Linked DNA regions of Homo sapiens: region 1 is linked to region 2. Evidence: read pairs that join two places in POLR2A ChIA-PET (ENCODE). Cell type or tissue: MCF 10A. All regions are shown on one strand. Each heading gives the region's core, and the rest is flanking DNA. Links, peaks and the distances in the headings are about the cores only. Region 1 overlaps LOC105373903 (a long non-coding RNA gene). Region 2 has its middle 33 kb from the start of ACSL3.

Region 1 (4,392 bases), core at 81-4,080, 64 kb before region 2:
TCATTGACTACCACATGTGTTATTGAAGAAATTTTCCTACATTAAAATATTTTTAAGGCTGGGTGCAGTGGCTCATGCCTGAATTCCAGCACTTTGGGATGCTGAGGCTGGAGGATCACTTGAGCTCAGGAGTTTGAGACCAGCCTGGGCAACATAGTGAGACCTTTTTTTTTTTTAATTAAAAGAAAAAAAAATCTTAAAAAAAAGGTTGTGAAAGTAAAATATAGAAAAAACTTAATACAAAAAGATAGCTTCTCTATAGTCTCATCCATCCAGAGGTAAAACTGAAAACTGTTAGCATTTTGGTGTATACTTTTCATGTGATTTTATATTATTTCTCTTTATACATATGTAATATATATAGAATTATACCATATGAGTTAATTTAAAATTTCCTCAGTTGCTTTATATGTCAATTACATGTTTTCATTCCATCAGCTATTCTTTCTTTCTTTTTTTTTTTAAGAGACAGAGTTAGGGTCTTGCTCTGTTGCCTAGGCTAGAGTACAGAGGCACAATTATAGCTCACTACAGACTTCAACTTCTGGGCTCAAGTGATCCTCTCTCCTTGGCCTCCCAAAACACTGAAATTTCTGGCCATCAGGTATTCTATAGCATCATTTTTCCTGTTTTGTAAGGTATCATTTACATACAATAAAACTGGCCAATTTTAAGTGAAAAGTTTGATGACTTTGGGTAATAGTATACAATCTTGAGATCATCATAACAAGATAAAGAACAGTTCTTAATTTTAAAAAGTTATCTGTGGCTGGGTGCGGAGGATCACGCCTGTAATCCCAGCACTTTGGGAGGTCGAGGCAGGCAGATCAGGAGGTCAGGAGTTCCAGACCAGCCTGGCCAACATGGTGAAGCCCCATCTCTACTAAAAATACAAAAATTAGCCAGGCGTGGTGATGCACACCTGTAATCCCAGCTACTCAGGAGGCTGAGGCAGGAGAATTGCTTGAACCTGGGAGGCGGAGGTTGCAGAGAGCTGAGATCGCACCACCACCCTCCAGCCTGGGTGACAGAGCAAGACTCTGTCTCAGAAAAAAAATAAAACAAATAAAAAAGACAAAGTGCATTCTTAAATAAGGGCTCCCAAATTTGTCTCACTGAAGGATGCCTATTGATGTGCGAAAGCTTCTGAACATATTTTCATATTGTGTTGCCTCTTTGATTTAATTGTTGTATTTATTATATTAGAGACAGGGTCTTGAACTCCTGGTCTCAAGCAATTCTCCTGCCTGGGCCTCCCAAAGTGCTGGGATTATAGGTGTTAAGGCCACTGTGCCGGCAAATTGCCTCTTTTAAAAGACTCTTTATAAAAGGTAAATGAAAAGCTTAAGTGATAAGGAAAATTGAATCTGCTAATCTTTTGGCTTAGTTACTGTTGTGTTCTAAAGGTTAAAGAAAGCTGTCCTGGGTATTTGTACATATAAAGTGTTTATAAAAGGTAAGCCCTCAGGTTAAGTAGGTTTGTTTCTTTTTCAGATCTGCCCATGCTGAGTCCATACATACAGAATGCCTTTTTCACCATCTTGCTTGATTGGTTCTCTGCTAAACTCGGTAATTTTAACTAAGAAATAGAAGCTACATTTTTCATTCTTTTTTTTTTTTTTTTTTTTTTCGAGACTGAGTCTTTCTCTCTGTCGCCTAGGCTGGAGTGCAGTGGTGTGATCTCCGCTCATGGCAACCTCCACCTCCCAGGTTCAAGCGATTCTCCTGCCTCAGCCTCCGAAGTAGTTGGGATCACAGGCATGTACCGCCACACCGAGTTAAATTTTTTTTTGTTTAGTAGAGAAAGGGTTTCACCATGTTGGCCAGGCTGGTCTTGAACTCCTGACCTCAGGTGATCCACCTGCCTTGGCCTCTCAGAGTGCTGGGATTACAGGCATGAGCCACTGTGCCCGGCCAGAAGCTAATATTTTTTTCTTTTTTTTTTTAGACGGAGACTCATTCTGTTGCAAGGCTGGAGTGCAGTGACGCAATCTCGGCTCACTGCAACCTCTACCTCCCAGGTTCAAGCGATTCCCCTGCCTCAGCCTCCTGAGTAGCTGGGACTATAGGCGCATACCACCATGCCCAGCTAATTTTTGTATTTTTAGTAGAGATGGGGTTTCACCATGTTGGCCAGGATGGTCGCAATCTCTTGACCTTGTGATCCGCCCACCTCGACCTCCCAAAGTGCTGGGATTACAGGTGTGACACCCTGTCTGGCCAGAAGCTAAATTTTTAAAAAATAAACAAACACCCTTGAACCAGATGGGTCTCCAAAATATACCTTTCTGGCATTCAACTGGCTATTTTTAAAGACTTTTGTTAAAACGATTTATATCCATAAAGGAAATCTCCTTCTGTGAGGATGTCTGCCTCTGTGCACCTGGAAAAAGGGGAGGGCTGAGACAAGTCTTACCTTCGTTTAGGTGCTTTTCCTGGCCAACGTGTCTTGAAATTGAGCTTTCAGCTATACTCTCTAGGTTTGGGCAAATTATGGTACAATATTTAGGCCTGAAGTCTGGCTTTCTGCTTTTTGTTGTTATTGTTGTTGTTTGTTTTTCTGTTTTTTTGAGACAGAGTCTCGCTCAGCTGCCCAGGCTGGACTGCAGTAGTGCGATATCAGCTCACTGCAACCACCATCTCTACGGTTCAAGCGATTCTCCCGTCTCACGTCTCAGCCTCCCAAGTAGCTGGGATTACAGGCACCCACCATGACTCCCAGCTAAATTTTATATTTTAGTAGCGACAGGGTTTTACCATATTGGCCAGGCTGGTCTTGAACTTCTGACCTCAGTTGAACCCCCCTCCTCGGCCTCCCAAAGTGCTAGGATTACAGGCGTGAGCCACTGCACCTGGCCATGCTTTCTGCTTTTGAGATGAGATGTATGAATACATTTTTTCTGCCTTGTTTCACCTAGAAGCCATCCATTTGAGGGTGCAGATTTTGGGTTGCTTAGCTGACCATTGTTTAGGCAATTAAACAGTTAATTGGAAAACCGATGGTCAAAAAGGAAGAAATGTATTAAGATTTAGAACAGAAGAAACAAATAAAACAACTACAGAATGAGAATAAAATTACTGAGGTTATAAAAATACAGATTTAACAAGTTTTTTGTAAACTAGCATTAATTAATGGCACTAATGACTTACTGACCCAATATCAGAAAATACTCTTTAAATGTCCTGAAGTCCCTTGGAAAGGTAAATCTTGTCTGAAATGCTGACATCCAGCGAATTAGGTAAGCAGCATTCCAGCTGAAATAAGATCTGAAATAAGTTAAAACTCTTTAAATGCTCAAACTACCTGCTTTGGATTCCCTGTAGGATTTTAAAAAAGGAATGGGCACAGTGGCTCACGTCTGTAATCCCAGAATTCTGGGAGGCCAAGGTGGGAGAATTGATTGAGCCCAGGAGCTCGAGACCAGCCTGGGCAACATGGTGAAACTCCATTTCTACCAAAAATACAAAAACTTAGCCAGGCATGGTGGTGCACACCCGTAGTCCCAGCCACTTGGGAGGCTGAGGTGGGAGGATCACCTGAACCCAGGAGGTCAAGGCTGCAGTGAGCTGTGATTGTGCCTCTGCACTCCATCCTGGGTGACAGGGCAAGACGCTGTCTCAAAAAGAAAAAAAGAAAAGAAAAAAGAAAGGCTCTCCACTCTAGAACATTGTCTAGGATTTAGTCCTTTACCATTGCAGGCTAAGTTCGATTCCTGTTCAAGGAACCAGTCCCACTTGCTTTAATTTATTCCTATGATTTATGTTACCTTGGCATTCGTTTCAATTCCCCTTTAAAATGCCCAGGCTTCTTGGAGAGGCTTGAGTTCTCCGAGTGTGCTAGAGTGTAAATATGCTACCTCGTTTTCTCTAAAATTCGGTAAGGGTTTCAGCCATGTGGAGAAGATAAGTTTCAGCCTGTTCCATTTGTAGAGATACAGTTTGAATCCAACTGACCCTTTAAACTAGTGAGTTTTACCTGATTCATGGCTAAAGTTTTAAAACTAAAGCTATAAAATCCTTATGTCTGTCTATATTTTTGTGTATACATGTGTACACACATCTGTTTGTGTATTGTCTATAGTACAAATTTGGCTTATAAATAAAGGAGCATTCATAAATTAATTAAATAAGCCAGATGCTTTTCAAGTTCACATGACTTAGTAATCTTTTGTTGGATGGGACAAGTCTAATATTATTGGTTTGATGGGAATGACTGTTTCTTCTCAATTATCAGCAAAATGCGCATGTATTAAGTTTAAAGTTCTTGCTTTTATGATACTTGCCTGGCATACAGTAATGTAAAATTGGTTGACAGGCCGGGCATGGTGGCTCATGCCTGTAATCCCAGCACTTTGAGAGGCCAAGGTGGGCAGATCATGAGGTCAAGAGATT
Region 2 (4,392 bases), core at 325-4,324:
GGTTCCTAAGACCCCTCTTTGGGTTCAATTAATTTTCTGGACAGCAGCTTGTGGAACTCAGGGAAACACCTGCATTTACTGGTTTATTAAGAAGGACATTACAAAAGATACAAATGAAGGGATGTGTAGGGTGAAGTCTGGGGCAAAGGGTGTGGAGCTTCCATGCCCTCCCTGTGCCTTCCACCCTCCAGGAACCTCCATGTGTTCAGCTATCTGGAAGCTCTCTGAACCTGTCTTTTTTTTTTTTTTTTGAATGGAGGCTTCATTAGATAAGCATGATTGCCCTCTCTGTGTAGCGTTCCTTCCTCTAGGATGTGGGGCAGGACCCTCTCTGGAATGAGGGGCTTTATTTTTATTTTTATTTTTTATTTTTTTAATGTATTTTATTTTATTTTATTCTATTTTATTTTATTTTTTTGAGATGGAGTCTTGCTCTGCTGCCCAAGCTGGAGTATAGTGGCACAATCTCACCTCACTGCAACCTCCGCCTCCCAGGTTCACGCCATTCAAGGAGGGGCTTTTGACCCACAATGAGTTTAGAGTTTTGTCTTGGGCAGGTGAAAAGAGAATAGGAGAGGGTTAGAGAGAGAGATTCTATTTCTTAAGACCTGCTTCTGAGGCTTAAAGTGCCCTGACATTATAACAAAAGACTGCAGCAAGGGCTATGAGAGTTATGAGCCAGGAGCCATGGACAAAAACCAACATATATATATATATATATAAAATCAGAATATCACACTTGTCTATCCCTGAGCCAATCTCTGTGGCCAAGGGGATGGAACATGTTGATAAATCTTAGATCTAGCACCCCAACCCCCTTCCCAGAAGTGAGGTTGATTCCTTAGGCAGAGGTGGAGTGCTTGCTGTACCCTAATGGCAGGAGATGGGGTCATAGTTGGATGGATGGTGATGGGGCATGACACCCTTCCTCTCCATACTCTTTTCTTTCCCATTGAATTTTAGTGGAAGACATTGGGATATAGAAAATAGGTTTCTAGATGTTGACAACCTACTTGACTGCTTTTAGATTTATGTCCTCCAGAGTAGCCTGTTGTCTCTGGCCATTTCTGCAGGGCAAAACATATGTTTCTACACCTTTGTTGATGTAATTCATTCAGCCATCATTTCACTATTTTGTTCATTCATTTGTTCATTTAATATATATTTACGTGCCCAGTTCTGTGCTTTTTTTCCCATATCTTCTCTTAAGACTGAGTTATAGGCTGGGCGCAGTGGCTCATGCCTATAATCCCGGCACTTTGGGAGGCCGAGGAAGGCGGATCACTTGAGGCCAGGAGTTAGAGACCAGCCTGGCCAATATGGTGAAATCTCATCTCTACTAAAAATTCAAAACCTAGCCAGGCATGGTGGTGCACACCTGTAGTCCCAGCTACTTAGGAGGTTGAGGTGGGAGGATCGCTTGAACCCGAAAGGTGGAGGTTGCAGTGAGCCAAGATTGTGCCACCACACTCCAGGCTGGGTGACAGAGTGACTCCTTATCAAAAAAAAAAAAAAAAGACTGAGTGAAGATGCTGGGCCTGGTGGAGCTGAACCCAGGCAGAGCCAGTGTGCTCAGAGGTAATGGGAGTAGAGGGGACGATGTTTGAGTAATTTTCCTTGCTGATACACAGGTCTGCCAAGAGCTTTTCTTTATAGGCATATGACTAACTCCACCCACTCTCACCTAGAAATGCCTGGGAGTTTTCCAGGTAGTTAATTAGCTATTCACAGATAATCCTTGGGAAGCTCCAATTTTCAAACAAAGTATCTTTTAATGGCACTTTTAAATTATCTCCTTAGATAACAAATGTAATCACTGCCATTTATTGAATGCCTACTAGGCACTAAGTTATTCATTTTACTTACATTAGGTTATTAATTCTTTACACAAACCACTAAGGTAAGAATTATGATTTTACCATTATAAAATGAAGGCATAGAAAGGCCAAGTGAATTTCTCAAGGTGGAAAGCAACAGAACCAGGGTGTAAACCTAGGTCTGTCCAATGCCAAAACCAGTGCTTATTCCACGGGCCTCTCTCTCCCATGGTACACTGCAGCATTACTAAATATCAAACCTTATTTTCATTATTAGGTCACAATGAAACCCAGCTATCCTAACAGTGTCTATTAAATTCAATTTAGTAAGTAATTCTGAAACTAAGACTTAGATTTGGAATGGGGCTGGGCACGGTGGCTCATGCCTGTAATCCCAGCACTTTGGGAGGCTGAGGCAGAAGTTCAAGACCAGCCTGACCTATATAGTGAAACCCCATCTCTACCAAAAGTACAAAAAAATTAGCCGGGCATGGTGGCGTGCCCCTGTAGGACTACTTGAGAGGCTGAGACAGGAGAATCCCTTGAACCTGGGAGGCGGAGTTTGCAGTGAGCCGAGATTGTGCCGCTGCACTCCAGCCTGGGTGACAGAGCGAGACTACATCTCAAAAAAAAAAAAAAAAAAAAAAACAAGATTTGAATGGATCTAGAAGACTATGCTAATAGAACTACATTTTTACTGGGAACTAGTAGTAGAATTTAGGTTTTCTTTTTTTTTTGAGACAGGGTCTCACTCTGCCACCCAGGCTGAAGTTCAGAGGCACAATCTTAGCTCACTACAACTTCTACCTCGCAGGCTCAAGCTCAAGCTCCAACCTCAGCCTCCCGAGTAGCAGGAACCACAGGCACAGGCCACCACGCCTGGCTAATATTTTTTGTATTTTTCGTAGAGACGGGGTTTTACCATGTTGCCCAGGCTGGTCTTAAACCTCTGGGCTCGAGTGATTCATCCACCTTGGCCTCCCGAAGTGCTGGGATTACAGGGGTGAGTGACCGCACCCATCCGAATTCAGTATTTCTAACTCCCAACTTGTTCTTTTCTGAATCCCTAAAAAGAAACTAAGACACAGACCCTTCCTGAACTTAGAGTCTAGTTGGATTACAGGTCTTACAGAAACAACGCTGCTCTTAATTGTCAAAGCGAACTGTACAAATGTAGTTGAATGTCAAATGGAATATTAACAACAGTAAAAACTGCCGGAGGAACTTTAGTGTGCATTCCTTCTGCTGTTTCATTTTGTTTTCACAATTTTGGGGAAAGCTTCTTTTGCCTTTTCCCATTGTTCCACCTGGAGGAACTTCCATTAGAATAATGCATTTATCTTAGAAGTGAGTTACTTAATGGTGATAGTGAGGATTCCACACCTAGTGGTGCATGTTCCTTGATTGTGTAAAATTAATTTACTTAAAAGCTGCAAGGCTGCATTCATCAGAGATTCATTCTCTTTCCTCTCTACCAGACCAGTGCAAGGCAGTGATTCCAGATAGGTGCACCTGCCAAGGTGCTCTGTCCTACAGTTCACACTGCGTGAGATGGGCTGGAATGTTAGCCAGCCCTGCCTTTGGCTACAGGTGTAAATTCATGTTCTCCCATCAACTGCCACTTTCCCTCCATCTGTCAACTCCCTGTGTCTTATGTCTCAGTTGCTTCAGAACTCCACAGAGGAAAAAGGAAGTGGTTTGTTTGTTTGTTTGTTTGTTTTGTTTTTTTGTTTTTTTGAGATGGAATCTTGCTCTGTCTTGCCCAGGATGGAGTGTAGTTGCGTGATCTCAGCTCACTGCAGCCTCCCCTTCCCGGGTTCAAGTGATTCTCCTTTCTCAGCCTCCCGAGTAGCTGGGACTGCAGGCGTGTGTCACCACGCCCAGCTAATTGTGTATTTTTAGTAGAGATGGGGTTTCACCATGTTGGCCAGGCTGGTCTCGAACTCCTTCTGACCTCAGGTGATCCGCCCGCCTTGGCCTCCCGAAGTGCTGGGATTACAGGTGTGAGCCACCGCACCCAGGCTTCCTCCTTTCTTATCTCTGACTTCTCTCTCACTCCTGCTACCTGGGATCACCACCGATTAAACTATACCTGCAATTGAGAGGCCAAGGCTGCTGGATGGCTTGACCCCAGGAGTTCAAGACCAGTCTGGGCAACATGGCAAAACCCCATCTCTACAAAAAAGTACAAACATTAGCTGGGCATGGTGCATGCGCCTGTAGTCCCAGCTGCTCGGGAGGCTGAGGTGGGAAGATCATCTGACCCTGGGGAGGTCGAGGCTGCAGCGAGCCAAGATCGCACCTCTGCACTCCAGCCTGGGCAACAGAATGAGACCCTGTCTTAAAAAATAAATAAATAAATAAATTATCTGCACTCAAATCCTGGCTCTGCTTTTGCAGAGACCCAAACTAAGTCAATGGCAAAAGAAGATGGGATATGTACCTATTTGGAAATTAATAAAAAAGAAAAGAAAAAAAGAATCTATCCAGGTGGAGCAGACTGCTCCCTTGAGATAGACACTCCCATCCCAGCCTATCTCAGCACACACAGCAGTCTTCCTCCTTGTCATTGCCC

The links. ChIA-PET counts read pairs that join two places held together with the same protein. Peaks named below come from ENCODE experiments on the same cell type or tissue, not always from the same donor. Only the 100,000 strongest peaks of a DNase experiment are listed, where the experiment ranks them.
Region 1: POLR2A ChIA-PET joins it to region 2 with 5 read pairs; 4 of 35 experiments call an interaction of 5 or more read pairs at or near these places.

What each region holds. Positions count from the first base shown.
Region 1 is chr2:222,762,538-222,766,929 of GRCh38, forward strand. All of the region lies in intron 2 of LOC105373903 (a long non-coding RNA gene), which reads left to right. Among named protein-coding and RNA genes, the nearest start is that of MOGAT1, 93 kb to the left of the region's middle. In MCF 10A, for the core only: no CTCF peak of the experiment used is centred there; no DNase peak of the experiment used is centred there.
Region 2 is chr2:222,825,979-222,830,370 of GRCh38, forward strand. No RefSeq gene overlaps it. Among named protein-coding and RNA genes, the nearest start is that of ACSL3, 33 kb to the right of the region's middle. In MCF 10A, for the core only: no CTCF peak of the experiment used is centred there; DNase peaks (open chromatin) are centred at 1,643 and 2,793.